Linked DNA regions of Homo sapiens: regions 2 and 3 are each linked to region 1. A link is a contact called in ENCODE Hi-C or POLR2A ChIA-PET data. All regions are on one chromosome and are shown on one strand. The core of a region is the stretch at or near the end of the contact, and the rest is flanking DNA. Distances in the headings are between cores, read along the strand shown. Region 1 overlaps CDK14 (cyclin dependent kinase 14). Region 2 overlaps CDK14 (cyclin dependent kinase 14). Region 3 overlaps CDK14 (cyclin dependent kinase 14).

Evidence for each region. A loop is a pair of places that touch in the nucleus more often than their neighbours do. ChIA-PET counts read pairs that join two places held with the same protein, here RNA polymerase II (POLR2A). Pooled maps may share reads with other maps.
Region 2: a pooled map shows a loop between it and region 1 (2.2-fold over the local background). The contact joins two enhancer-like sites. A Hi-C loop is called at or near these places in 1 of 50 pooled maps. POLR2A ChIA-PET finds 5 or more read pairs at or near these places in 2 of 52 experiments (OCI-LY7 and activated B cell).
Region 3: a loop to region 1 is called in a map with no recorded cell type, with 5 times the contacts of the local background. The contact joins two enhancer-like sites. A Hi-C loop is called at or near these places in 9 of 37 single-sample maps with no recorded cell type and 5 of 50 pooled maps. POLR2A ChIA-PET finds 5 or more read pairs at or near these places in 1 of 52 experiments (activated T-cell).

What each region holds. Positions count from the first base shown.
Region 1 is chr7:90,930,094-90,934,650 of GRCh38, reverse strand. All of the region lies in intron 8 of CDK14 (cyclin dependent kinase 14), which reads right to left. Among named protein-coding and RNA genes, the nearest start is that of FZD1, 330 kb to the left of the region's middle. Within about 2 kb of position 1,895, at least 3 of the 41 ENCODE cell types and tissues checked have a DNase peak (open chromatin) inside an H3K27ac peak, as active enhancers do.
Region 2 is chr7:91,048,805-91,053,361 of GRCh38, reverse strand. All of the region lies in intron 11 of CDK14 (cyclin dependent kinase 14), which reads right to left. Among named protein-coding and RNA genes, the nearest start is that of FZD1, 210 kb to the left of the region's middle. RefSeq lists an enhancer at 2,352-2,411. Within about 2 kb of position 2,566, at least 2 of the 41 ENCODE cell types and tissues checked have a DNase peak (open chromatin) inside an H3K27ac peak, as active enhancers do.
Region 3 is chr7:90,813,947-90,818,503 of GRCh38, reverse strand. All of the region lies in intron 5 of CDK14 (cyclin dependent kinase 14), which reads right to left. Among named protein-coding and RNA genes, the nearest start is that of CDK14, 220 kb to the right of the region's middle. Within about 2 kb of position 1,788, at least 5 of the 41 ENCODE cell types and tissues checked have a DNase peak (open chromatin) inside an H3K27ac peak, as active enhancers do.

The sequences.
Region 1 (4,557 bases), core at 646-3,145:
TTTAATTTACAGAAAACACAACTGTCCATTTAAGTGACTTGTCCAAAATAAAAAAACTAACTGGTGACAAAGTTAGAAGAAATACTGGACTTCCAATTCCTTGATACCATGCTTTTAAAACTAAAGTTCACTGCAAAAGGAGCCTGCCTTTTTGCTGCCATCTCTGCTCAAGGGAAGGACTTCCAGAAAAGACACAGGTTCCTAGATTTTCATCCCCAGTTGTTGCTGTGAGCCTTGGCTATCACTCTCCTTCTATCCCAGAGGACTGGTAAATGGGACCAGGACTTATTCACTCAGGCTGGCCTCCTTTGATCTGCCAACTGGCCCTGTACATGGCAAACTGTACATTGCTGGCACCTGGCTCAGGGCTCTGCCATAGTCCCAGGGGCATATCTGGGCAGGGACTGGTCCTGGCCTAAGTCCCGCCTGACTGGCAGCAGGTTCCAGCTGATAGGAGGCCAGAGAAACACATGCTGAAACCCTCTTGTGCCACTGCTCTCACGCCCCAAGGCCTCCTGGGCACTGACCGCCTTTCCAGGGGCACATGATGAAGGTTGGAGCTTGGAGACTGCAACTGGAGTGAGAGCATGTGCTGGATGGAAACAAGTCTGCCTAGCACAGCCTGCAGGCTAAATAAGAATAAAGCGAGTGGAGCGTCAGATCAGCAGCTGCTTCAGAGCCATTTTGGAAAGAGGCTGGGAATAAATAAATAATAAAAAATATAATCAAATAATTGCCATCTGTTACTGTTGCTACCACCTTGTTGACAATCTACTCTCCAGCTTTGCTGTCCACATGAACATCAACATTTCTGCTCATGGCTACACAGCAAAAGCTCTGTCTTCTGGAATGTTACTAGTGGAGGATTATGAAATATTACCATAACATAAACCTTACCTACCTTTACTTATACTGAGCCCTGTCTCTGTCCTTGTCTTAAAACTTCATGAAATCCTATTTGGACCTTGAAAATAATTCTTTAGGTCTTTCTCTCTAAATCTCCCAAGCAAAAAGTGCAGTGTCCTTTTCTGGTCTGCCATTCTATATAAAGAAGTTACTTGTCATACAATATAGTTAGTGATATAAATTGTCTATTTTCTCAGTGAGCTGTTTGAAAACAATCTACAGCCCTCTGTTTACATAACTTCTCGAACTGTTATATAGAAAAGGAGACTATGTGAAGATTTGAAAAGATACTACAGGCAAAGTGCTTACCCTAGTGTTTCACATGAGCAACAACCAATAAGGCTTCCTTATCATCACCTGTACTATCATTAATCATCATCATTATCAATACCGTTTATAAATCTTTACACCCTAAGGTAGCTGCTGACATGCACTACATGCTAACAATTTTTTTTTTTTTTTTTTGAGACAGGGTTTCACTCTGTCACCTGGGCTGGCATGCAGTGGCAAGATCATGGCTCACTGCAGTCTCGACCTCCTGGGCTCAGGCAATCCTGGCTAATTTTTTGTAGAGTTGGGGTTTCACCATGTTTCCCAGGCTGGTCTTGAACTCTTGAGCTCAAGGGATCTGCCTGCCTTAGTCGCCCAAAGTGCTGGGATTACAGACATGAGCCATCATGCCCAGCCAACTGTTATTCCTTATGGAAAACCATATCACATAGTTTAATCACCACGACATAATTGGACAGTACTTTTGATACCAACAATGGTTGGCAAACGCTAAGGTGGTTCCCATGACTCCCTTGCCTATTCATATTCACTTTGTTGTGGAATATTCTTCCTTTGAGTGTCTGTGAGAGGCTCGCAGTCCAAGAGACTCAAAAAACAGAATGTTGCCAACAGCCATGTGAGCTCAGAAGTAGATCCTTTCCCAGTGGAGCATTCAGATGAAACAAGAGAAGGCCTAGCTGACTGTGCAGACTGAAGGGACACCTGGAGGCAGAGGCACCCAGCTAGGCCATACTCAGACTCTTACCACACAGAAACTGAGACAATAAACCAGTGCTATTTTAAGCAGCTTATTTTGCGGTAATTTTTTACACAGCAACAGACAGCTAATATACCAACATTTCCCCAACTTATGTTCCACAGAGTCCAAAATTTGTTCTTAATCTAGTAAATCTGGGAGATGTAATGGCAGATTTAATTTTAACAGCAGAAGACCAAGAGCTTTTAATCATTAGCTAATGAACATTGAGATTCTACTGGCTGGGGGGAGATGGGAGAGATGCACATATGCAGCTCACCCCAAACAGATTTGATCAAGGACATTTTTCCTAATTTTAACAATTATTTTGTTAATTGGACCATAATTTTATTTTTCTTTTCTTTGTTTTTATGAAATAGGGACATAGTCTCACTATGCTGGCCAGGCTGGTCTCCAACTTCTGGGCTCAAGCAATCTGCCCGTGTCAGCCTCCCAAAGTGCTAGGATTACAGGCATGAGCCACTGCTCCCAGCCGCAGACCACAGTTTCAGAAATGACTTTTCAGATTCACAGAAGCTTTAGGAGACACAGAAATCCAAAGCCAGCTGTGAATGCCTCAGACAGGAGGCAGAACATGTGCAAAAGTGGACAACAGCCATCCCACGAATTGAGGGAAATTATCCAACTCTTCCTAAAAATATCCAAATTTGCTGTTATCCAACAAACTATATTTTGTGAAAAGTTTTGTTGCTTCCCTAATTTTTCCGTCTTGTAAATTGTCAACAAAAATATATAATGCTCAACATATTTTGTAAGAAAAAAAAACGTATTCATGTGTTTGAATCAACAGACTAGCTTCAATCTAAGATAAGTCAAAGCAGTAAAAACTTGTTTTAGAATAAACTTTGTTGTGGGGGGACCTCTAAGACCCAAAACAATAAAACTTCTCACCAAAACACACACACACACACACACAAAATCCAAAGATGAAAGTTTCATTTGAAATATTTCTCTAGTCCCTCCTGATCTTTTATTTCTCTAAACCAACCAAGCATGGTATTTTTATGAACAAATTCTGCAATTGCGTTTCTCAAGAAAATAATTTACAGCTATGAAGAAGACAAAACAGTAGTTTTCCTCTCTTATCCCTTCCTTCCCCCATCACATCAGCCATACACATCACCTCTCACCAGCAATGACAGGGACTGTCAGGAGGCTGGAGGCAGAAGGACAGAGCAGCTTGCAGAGGAAAGGAAATGGAGTAGAGTCCAATGAGCACCTTGTTTGACATCACATCCATCACTTTAAAAGGTGTTGAGTTCTGTTTTTGTTTTTTAATGTCTTCCTGCTTTCCAGAAACTTTACTTCTTTGGCAATGAAAGGGCCAACTTGCACATTCTAGAATGTTTTACTGCCTTCAACATTTGTGCTTTCAATTTACAGATAGCCCTTTAGAACTGGTGGGTAAAAGTGCTATGTTTAATCTGGCACTCAGTGATTCAAAGGCAATTTCAAATTTGCATCAAAATTTCTCAACTTAGGTGCATTTCAAAGTAAAGTGATACTATGTCTGAATTTTAATAGCACTAATTCCAGTTACTAGTCTAAATTTTATTATTGAGGGAGATCAAGGAGCTCATTTATAGCTATTCTTTGATACAGTGCTAGATAGCAAAACTTACTTATCTGTAATATACCTATTTAAAAAATCACTGATCATAATAAAAATCAGAACTACTTGAAAGCTCTTCATGTTGTTATTTAAAAGATGTACAAGAAGTCATATGATATGATCTTATAAGATTATTTCAAATGAATTACCTTCAAGTCTGAAGACTCAACAGAAATGCCCATGTTAAAATATTGGTCATTCTAATGCCTAAATAAAGCTAATATTACAAGCACAAATCAATGCTCTCACATTAAAGAGGGGGTAATGAGACCTGCACTCTCTACTCCACAGGATTATAAGGATAAAACAAAGTAAGAGCTATGAAGCACTTCATAAACTGTAATAGGCTCTTACTATTATTAGAAATGACTGAAGTTTGAGTCCATTTTGCTTCCTAAAAGCAATCTAATGTCAAGTGCTGCAGATCAAACATTTCTATGATTCAAAAACCAGAATGCTTACAAATGTTGAATTCAGTGTTCAAAAATAAGAATGCCCTCAGACACTGAAGTCTACACCTTGAGCTTGACCAAAAAAAAAAAAAAAAAAAAAAAAGCTTAGCCTGTGCTATAACACTGCACAGTACAGATGCCCATATCACCCATATCCAAGGCAGACCACAGACATGTCATTCACATAGAAGGTCAAATACACAGGCATCTTTCAAAATTTAAGAAGTGACTCCCTTTGCTATCTATAGCCAAGGCTGACAAAATGTAGGGAACTGATATTTTTACTGTAATGAAGGATACATGTGACAAAGCACTTGATTTATCAATCTGCTAAGGAATCCACAATCTACCATTATTTCAAATCATACATTTTGGCAATCTATGCATTTTTTTTTACTGACAATTACAAGAATACTCCTTCATTTATGCATATTTCCACTTATATATGTTTACTCTTGAGATTTAAAGACTGGTCAAATGAACTTTGGTAACAATCTAATTAAGAAAAAAAAAACACTACCAAAATGTCCTAAAAAACA
Region 2 (4,557 bases), core at 1,317-3,816, 120 kb before region 1:
AAGACCTGGGTTTGAGTTTTGGCTCTGCTACAGCCTGGAGGGATGAGATCTCTGGGCAAACCACACTATCTCTCTGAGCCTCAATTTCCCAGTTTCTTCATCTGTAAATGGGATAACAATATTAGGAAAAAAGCATTATTATAATGCAGTTATTCTAACTATCAAATGAGATAATATATTAAAATGCTTTGTAAATAATAAAATATAGCATAAAACGTAAGGTGTTATCACCATAGTATTTTATTTCTGAAATGATTTACTTCCTCCCTCTGGAACAAAAAAGTGTGGACCTGTTTGGTTTTGGGGTCCCAGTCAGGCCAGAGAAGAGGAAGGACTTAAAGAGACGGCTTTTTTTTTTGCCTCATTACAAAGCCTTGATACAGCTAAGTCCGTATGTAAACATTCCCTTTAAGGTCAATGTGTCTGTAGGATTAGTTTTTAGCAGAGTGTGTTTAAAATATCACCATTCCCCAATTGCCTCCAATGGCAAATTCTTTATATTATTTCATTCGTTGGGAGACAGTCCATTTTCTTCAAAGTTTCCTGAATCAAATAGTCTTTTCCATTGGCTAACTTTTCCTTAGAAGTAATATAACCACTTTAGAAATGCTCTATTCTCTTGCTTGATTTTGGAAAATATAATTATTTTATTCTAAATTTCATCACTTTTAATTGCTTCTGGTCTAGCAGCATTTTTTTCCTCACTGAACTTCACAGTGTATTCCTTTTTGAGCATCTGAATAATCCATTAAATAGTTTTTGAATGTACCTTTCCCTTTTGTTGGAAGCATTTGAGAGATGAAAGTATCATACATGGAATCTACACATTATTTCAGTGCTAAACCATTTTATACGAAGTGTTATTGGTGGTTTTGTGTAGATATTTTACCAAATACAGAGATCAGATCCTCCCTACTTCTCTGCTTTTTAAAATAGTCTAATTGTCAGTAAACTGTTCTTTAGCAGGGCAATGAGAAATTGTAATACACATTCAGTAGAATGCTATTTCATAATGAAAGCTGGAAAACAAAAACACAAACACACTCAGGAAGTGAGACCCAGGGAGACCTGGAATCTACTTCCACCTCTGACACTAATGTTAGGGAAGTTCTTTAACATCTCTGGACCTCAGGTTCCTAACTTCACAAGAAGAAAGCCAGACTAGATGCTCCCTGGGGTTCCCTCTAGCTCAAACATTCACTTTGCTTAAGGCACAATCAAACACCACTCGCACTCTCAGCTCATGCAGCCCCAGGGTACTCTTTGACAGCTAGAAATTACAAAGCCTTGACAGAACTCTTCATCCATTACTCTGATTCTACTGGTCTGGAGAACCTCAAATGTCTACGTGTATTCCGCCCTGATCTGGGGTTACCACAATTCTATGAAGCTTAAACAACCCCTCAAACATGCATGCAAGATGCATCTTTTAAAAATGATAAGTCTGTCTTATAACAGCAACAAAAAAATTGCACTGTCACTTTAGCAGAGACATATGAACCACAGCACCTGTCGATGGGATGTAGCAGGGGGTAAACCTGGTAGAAGAAAGTGATCCTGGGATTCACATAGGGGAGCCTCTCATTATCCCAGGAGGAATTTATAGCAGAGAGCCTTATGCAAAAGCCTCCTGTTAGTGAATAACTATGAACCCATGAAAAGGAATATGATTTATTTTTACAGTGGACTCTCACTTTGTGTTAGAGCATGGGTTTGCCTGTGATGAATCTCACACCAAGTTATGGAATTACTGAAATACTGAGAACACCACAGCACAATCTCTCACCTCAAGACTTTCCCACAGCAAGTATCCTGAACACAGTGACAAAAGGAAACACTCTGGAATGAGAGAGTGAGGGAGACACAAGGAGACCTACTTTTAAAAGACCATTAACCACAGAACCCTGAGGGTAAGGGAAAAGAAACAGGAAGGTAATCAGGTTCAAAAAAGAAACAAGCCCATTTTCCATTTCTTTTAAGAGAAATTTAAATAGAAGTAAATGATGGAAAAATAGCAGCTTCCAAGGTTAGACTCTGATATAGTTTGGATGTCTGTCCCTTCCAAATCTCATGTTGAAATGTGATCCCCAATGTTGGAGGTGAGGCCTGGTGGGAAGTGTTTGGGTCATAGGGGCAGATCCCTCATGAATAACTCAGTGTCTTCTCCAGGATAATGAGTGAGTTCTTGCTCTATTAATTCAGGTGAGAGATCTGGTTGTTAAAAAGAGCCTTGTATTGGTGTAATATTTTAATATTTGTGTGTATTACTGTACATATTTTCCCAGAGATCAGATCTTCTCTACTTTTCTGCTTTTTAAAATAGTCTAATTGCCAGTAAACTGTTCTTTAGAAGGACAATGAGAAATTGTGATGCACATTCAGTAGAATGCTATTTCATAATGGAGGCTGGAAAACAAAAGTAAAAGCAAAAGCACACTCAACTAAGACCCACGGAGACATGGGATCTACTTTCACCTCTGACACTAACTTTAGGGAAGTCCTCTCTTCTCTTTCGCTCCCTCTTTTACCATGTGACATGCATGCTCCCCCTTCACCTTCTCCTGATTGGAAGCTTCTTGAGGCCCCCACCAGAAGCAGATGCTGGTGTCATGCTTCTTGTACAGCCTGCAGATCCTGGAGCCAACTGAATCTCTTTTCTTTGTAAATTACTTAGTCTCATGAATTCCTTTATAGCAACACAAATGAGACTTACACAGACTCCTTATTGTATGTAACATGCACATACTTTATAATATATAATACCATTGTGACCTGTTGTAGTTGCCTGGTTGCTATGGGAATATGCTGAGCTTAAGTTTTGTGTAAGCACAGAAGAAGATATACAGGTTATATAGTAAAGAATAAAGTTCAGTTTTTAACTAATTGTTCTTTCACTATTTCAATAATTATTTTAAAAATGTTTCTCCATTTTTGTTATATATTTTTTTTTTCCAAGGGAAAACCATGTTGAGTTCTGGGATAATCATAGGAATTGAAAAAGGGAGGTCATTTTATTCACAGTACATTTCATCGCCTCTCCCCTGGATTCCTGTTATAGCCTCCTAAGGGGTCCCCCTGCTTCTTCTCTGGCCCCCAATTCTCAGTATAATAGCTGGGGTGGTCTTACTAAAACATAAACCAGCTCCTGTGCTGCCTTGTTCAAAATCTTCTAGAGCTTTCTATCTCACTCAGATCAATGGTAAAGGACTCAGGGTATCCCTCAAGGCCCCACGTCGTCTATGACTTCATTATCAGCCCTCCACTCCTCCCCATTCAGGGCATTGGTACTTGCTCTTGTCTCTGCCTGAAGAGTTCTTCCCTCAAATATCTTCTTGGCTCTGTCTCTCATATTCTTCAGTCAAATGTCTTCTTTTCAGGGAGGCCTTCCTTGATTACCCTATTTAAACTGTAAATCACCCCCTCCCCTTTCTCAGAACTTCCTGAACCAGTTTCTTGCTCTATTTTCCTCCACAGTACTTATCACCACCCAATATATGATATATTTCACTTACTATATGTCTCTCCCTGTAAGGATCATTTGCTTTTTGTTCAATGCAACATCTCCAGTCCCTAGACATATAAGTGGTGCTCAGGAAATATTGCTGAAATAATAAGTGTATTTAACTTATTTCATAGACATTAACTAAAAAATAAGTTATTTAAAAAATAACTACTGGGAAATTAGGTTAGCATATGTTAAAACCAAGAGATTTATTCATGGCCTAGATCATAGCCATAAAGCAATACATTTGAAAACCCAAACTGGTTTTTCTTACACAGATACACATATATGAATTTGTACATACACCTATAACAGAAATTGGTCTTTAAAAAAATTGTGGTCAGGCACAGTGGTTCATACCTGTAATCCCAGCACTTTAGGAGGCTGAGGTAGGAGAATCACTTGAGATCAAGAGTTCAAGACTGGCCTGGCCAAAATAACAAGACTTTGTCTCTATTTTTTGTTTTTAAATCATAACTCCACTATTCTAAAAACACCATGGGCTTTTCTTTTCAAGGCAAAACTTATTCAGTTAGGCAAGTCAAGGAAGACAAGAGAGCATAAGACAAGGATTATTTTCAAAATTGCTTAAAAATTAGAAAGGATCATTTTTCAAATCTCAAAGAAGCAAAAGTTTTCATGGACAAAGGGATAATTTCCCTTAAATATAAAGAACTCAGCCAGGCATGGCGGCTCACGCCTGTAATCCCAGCACTTTGGGAGGCGGAGGTGGGAGGACTGCTTGAGCCCAGAGTTCGAGACCATCCCTGGCAACATAGCAAGACCCCTATCTCTACAAAATATTAAAAAAAAAAATAGCCAGACATAGTGGCATCACCTATAGTTAGTCCCAGCTACCTGAGAGGCTGAGCAGGGAGGATCACTTGAACCTGGAAGGTCGAGGCTGCAGTGAGTTGTAATCGCACCACTGCAGTCCCACCTGGGCAGCATCGCTAAAAATAAAATAATAAAATAAAATATAAAGAACTTCTAGAAATAGGTTTAAAAAAACACAACTCAACTGTAAATTGGCCAAAAGATAAAAAGAATTCAGA
Region 3 (4,557 bases), core at 539-3,038, 120 kb after region 1:
ATTCAAGTTGTAACTAAACTGCCAGTGATTCCTCAGTTCTGAAAACATTTAAGCATGCATTTGAAAACAAATTTGTGTGGTTGGCAGTTGAACTTTCATGTTTTCCCATTTTCAGTTTGATTTAGCTCTCCTGATAAGGCAACAACTTAAAAATATTTTTTGCACTAATTTTTCCATCGTGTGATGTAAATAAGTTCCACTATATTAACTGCCCATGAAACAGCAAAATGTTTAATATCTGGTTAATCCATTTTTCCAGGACTTAATTGGTTATGTGTGAATCATTGCCAGACAAGTTTTGATTGTTTTCTAACACATTCACAGTTATGCTAGAGAGGACTGTGTGCATTTGACTAAGAAAGGAAATCTGGAGCAGGAGTTGGGGTAACAGTCTGCAGCTCCTGGCCAATCAACTAGCAAATCACTTCAGGGTTAAGTCTTAACTTCTATAATCCTGCCTCCGGGAAGCAGCACTTCCTAGTGTTAAGAGCTGTGCTTTAAGAGTCAGATGGGCTTAGGTGTGAATCTGTCTGGTAATCAATTCTGTGGGCTTACAGTCTGCTGGTTAGAAAGGGTAGATGGTGGGAGATTGGTTCCCTTACCCACCATGAACCATCCGGAATAATCCAAATGTATTAACATAAAACAGGCAGAGGAGAAGAGCTACTCCAGATCCAAATCAACCTTGGAAGTCCCTGAGAGTAGAAATGTTGAACTGCTTCCTAACGGCTTACAATCTTACAATTTAATCAAAGGCATTTAGAAAGTAACAACAGAGACAACCACTTACTAAGAGACTACTATGCATTTAGAACTTTTAAAAAATATTACACAGGTCATTCTAAATAAGCCAGCTCCACCAATCTGCTGTTCATCACAGAAACTGGATCAATTCTTAAAACAAACAAACAAACAAAAATTCCTACAGAAAAACTAATCTCAGTCTCTATCAAGAAAATTTTATAATCCTAAATAATTTTGTTACACCAAGTTAGCATCATTAAAACTGACCCCTGCTGTTGATTCCTGCCCATTCCAGTCTGAAACTTTAGGACAAAAAGGAAAGAGTGTCAAGCTCACAGATAACAGAACCACCGCCAAGTTCTGGCTTATTATTTTCTTTAATTCTATTTCTTGGGTCCTGTTCAGGTTGCTAGGGTTTTTAAAAGTACGATTATCAATTCGATTCTTACGGGTATACTCAAGGACTTGACTGAAATGGCATGTGTCCAAAATATATAAATGACCCATACTAAAATTTCCCTTAATTCTCTACTTCTACACTTTTCCCACAATGTACTATATGGTACATTTTCCCCACATATGCTATTAATTTTCCTTTTATAAAATTAAAATAGGAATTATTTGATAGTCTTTTGAAGAGTTCCACCACATTCCAAAATGTCAGGAGAAAATATAAAATACAGAGAGATCTGAATGACGTGTTTTTTGGCACTTCACACCAAGATCAGATATAATCTGTGGTGAGAGCTGTATTTTAACTAAGTGATTCACTGCCAGATCTCTGACCATCTTCTCTGCAGTGATGACTCATACGACTTTCACTCCTGATCTTGGTAGTTCAAACTACCTACTCGCTCTAGGACTCACTTGTTCTCTTGTAAAATGGTGGGAACAGATTACATCACCACTAATGCTCTTTTCAGCTTTTATATCCTCAGATTCAGTGATTTACTGGGATAAATGGTTATCACCTCAGTTTCAGTACATACCACATGAATTCAGTCACTTTGGCCCTAAAACTGTTGCCACGTCTGACTTCCCTGTTTCTGTACGTAGTCCTATCAACCTCAAACTCACCCTCGCTGAAGATACTCAAATCTTTCTCAGAATTTACTAATATCCCTGAACTGGACACAATCTTCAATATCTTGTTATATCTCCTCTTTCCCAGGATGACATTTTCTTACAGATCCCTGGGTCTCCTGACCAATCATCCCAAATGCCCTGGCCACATTAATGATCCAGTGTCAATAATTAAATTCATGCCAAAGTAACAAAAGGAATAGTAACAAACAACAAGTATAAAGAAAATAAGTCCTAGAAACTGACACCGCACAGAACAATACCCAGATTATCTTTTTAGTAGAATAACAGTGAACATCTGAGCAGCTCGAGTTTTCATTAGAAAACTTTCAGGAGCAACCCACACACCCTACTAGCAAGATATTTAATTCTCTCTATGCCAGCCAAACTGGTGGTGGTGTTGGTTGATGTGGAGTGGAAGTACTAGTCCTACTCCAGCCAGCTGCCCTGGCAGTTATGTCTTTCTCTGTTCATTTATGTTTATAGGAATTTTATCTACGTTTGAAGGCTCAGCCCAAATCCCATGTCTGCCATGACCACATCAGTGATCTCTAACTCTTTTCATTCAGAAACCACTATGGCCCTTTTTTTAAAAAAATTTTAAGTTCTGGGATACATGTATAGAACATGCAGGTTTGTTACATAGGCATACACGTGCCATGGTGGTTTGCTGCACCTATCAACCCATCTTCTAGGTCTTAAGCCCCGCATGCATTAGGTGTTTGTCCTGATTCTCCCCCTCCCCTTACCCCCCATCCCCGGAAAGGCCCCAGTGTGTGAAGTTACCCTCCCTGTGTCCATGTGTTCTCATTGTTCAACTCCCACTTATGAGTGAGAACATGCAGTGTTTGGTTTTCTGTTTCTGTGTTAGTTTGCTGAGAATGATGGCTTCCAGCTTCATCCATGTCCCTGCAAAAGACATGAACTCATTCTTTTTTATGGCTGCATAGTATTCCATGGTATACATGTGCCACATTTTCTTTATCCAGTCTATCGTTGATGGGCATTTGGATTGGTTCCAAGTCTTTGCTATTGTGAATAATGCCACAATAAACATATGTGTGTATGTGTCTTTATAGTAAAATGATTTATAATCCTTTGGGTATATACCCAGTAATGGGACTGCTGGGTCAAATGTTATTTCCGGTTCTAGGTCCTTGAGGAATTGCCATACTGCATTCCACAATGGTTGAACTAATTTACACTCCACCAATAGTGTAAAAGTGTTCCTATTTCTCCACAGCCTCACCAGCATCTGTTGTTCCCTGACTTTTTAATGATTGCCATTCTAACTGGCATGAGATGATATCTCATAGTGGTTTTGATTTACATTTATATAATGACCAGTGATGATGAGCTTTTTTTCATATGTTTGTTGATATGGCCATTTTCATTACTGCTTAAATTATATTGAAACACAAACTGCACTCTGGTTTAGTTCCATTTTGATGGCAATAGGAAAAGAGTTTGGATATTACTAGTCAGTGCTTGGTTCACACCACAACCCTTAGAACATAAAGCCCTAAGTTGGCAATAGTTTATAATTGAACACAATTGACTGTATCATAAAGTACAATGTAGTAAGTGCTAAAAGGTAAGTGTACACAAATAAAACAACAACAACAAAAATGAACAAAAAGTAAAAAGAAGGAAAAAGATTGTTTCTATGAAAGCCAGAAAGATTTCAGGGAAGAGGCAGCACTAACATGACCTTGAAGGATGCTCAAAGCAGAGCTGAGGAAGACTCAAATTTTAAAAAGGCAAGAGAGTCCTTCTTCTGAGATGTAGCTTCTCTGGCTGCTTCTCCACTATGGAATCATAAAAGTTCAGCTTGTCAGTTGCCATTTACAATCAGCTTCCTGGCTGCATAAGTTACTCAATAAGTTTTGTTTGTTTCTTTTGAGATGGAATCTTGCTCTGTCGCCCAGGCTGGAGTGCAGTGGCACAATCTCGGCTCACTGCAACCTCCACCTCCTCGGTTCAAGCAATTCTCCTGCCTCCCTAGTAGCTGCGATTACAGGTGTGAGCCACCACGCCTGGCTAATTTTTGTATTTTTAGTAAAGATGGGGTTTCACCATGTTGGCCAGGCTGGTCTCGAACTCCTGACCTCAGCGATCTGCCTGCCTCAGGCTCCCAAAGTGCTGGGATTACAGGATTGAGCCACCACGCCCGGCCACAATGTAGTTTTTATTTTTGTTTTTTGCTCATATTGGGTTATTTTCTCTCGCTAAACAAGTATTTTGTGATTAAAATTATTTGTCAAAAATTGACAGGAATGATAATTTTTTTAAAAAAAAGCTCTGATGTAAAATGTGGCTCATGTTTTTTGTAATGACAGGACAGCTGGATAGCATCAACAAGAGACCCCTGAAACTTTCCTTCCGACTGTAAGAGTACTTACTCAAGGGCCACCTCTTCTATCAGTTTCAAAGCTCTTTTAATTTACCCACGATTTCTATCTCACTCTTTCCCTTCAACAGACTTTGGCAATTACAGTCCTATAATTCAACCAATTATACATCTTTCTTTACTAATAAATTTTAAGATCTTTGAGACTAGGAGGTATCAGTTACAGAAGTTTAGAGTCAACAAAAGTTTTATTTCTGATAATAAAAGTAACACATATTTAGAGAATTTGGAAGAAAGAGAAATAGATAAAGATATTAAATCACTAATGTTGACACTTGAATTTTCTTCTTTTTTGGCTAAACCTATAAATCGGTATTTTA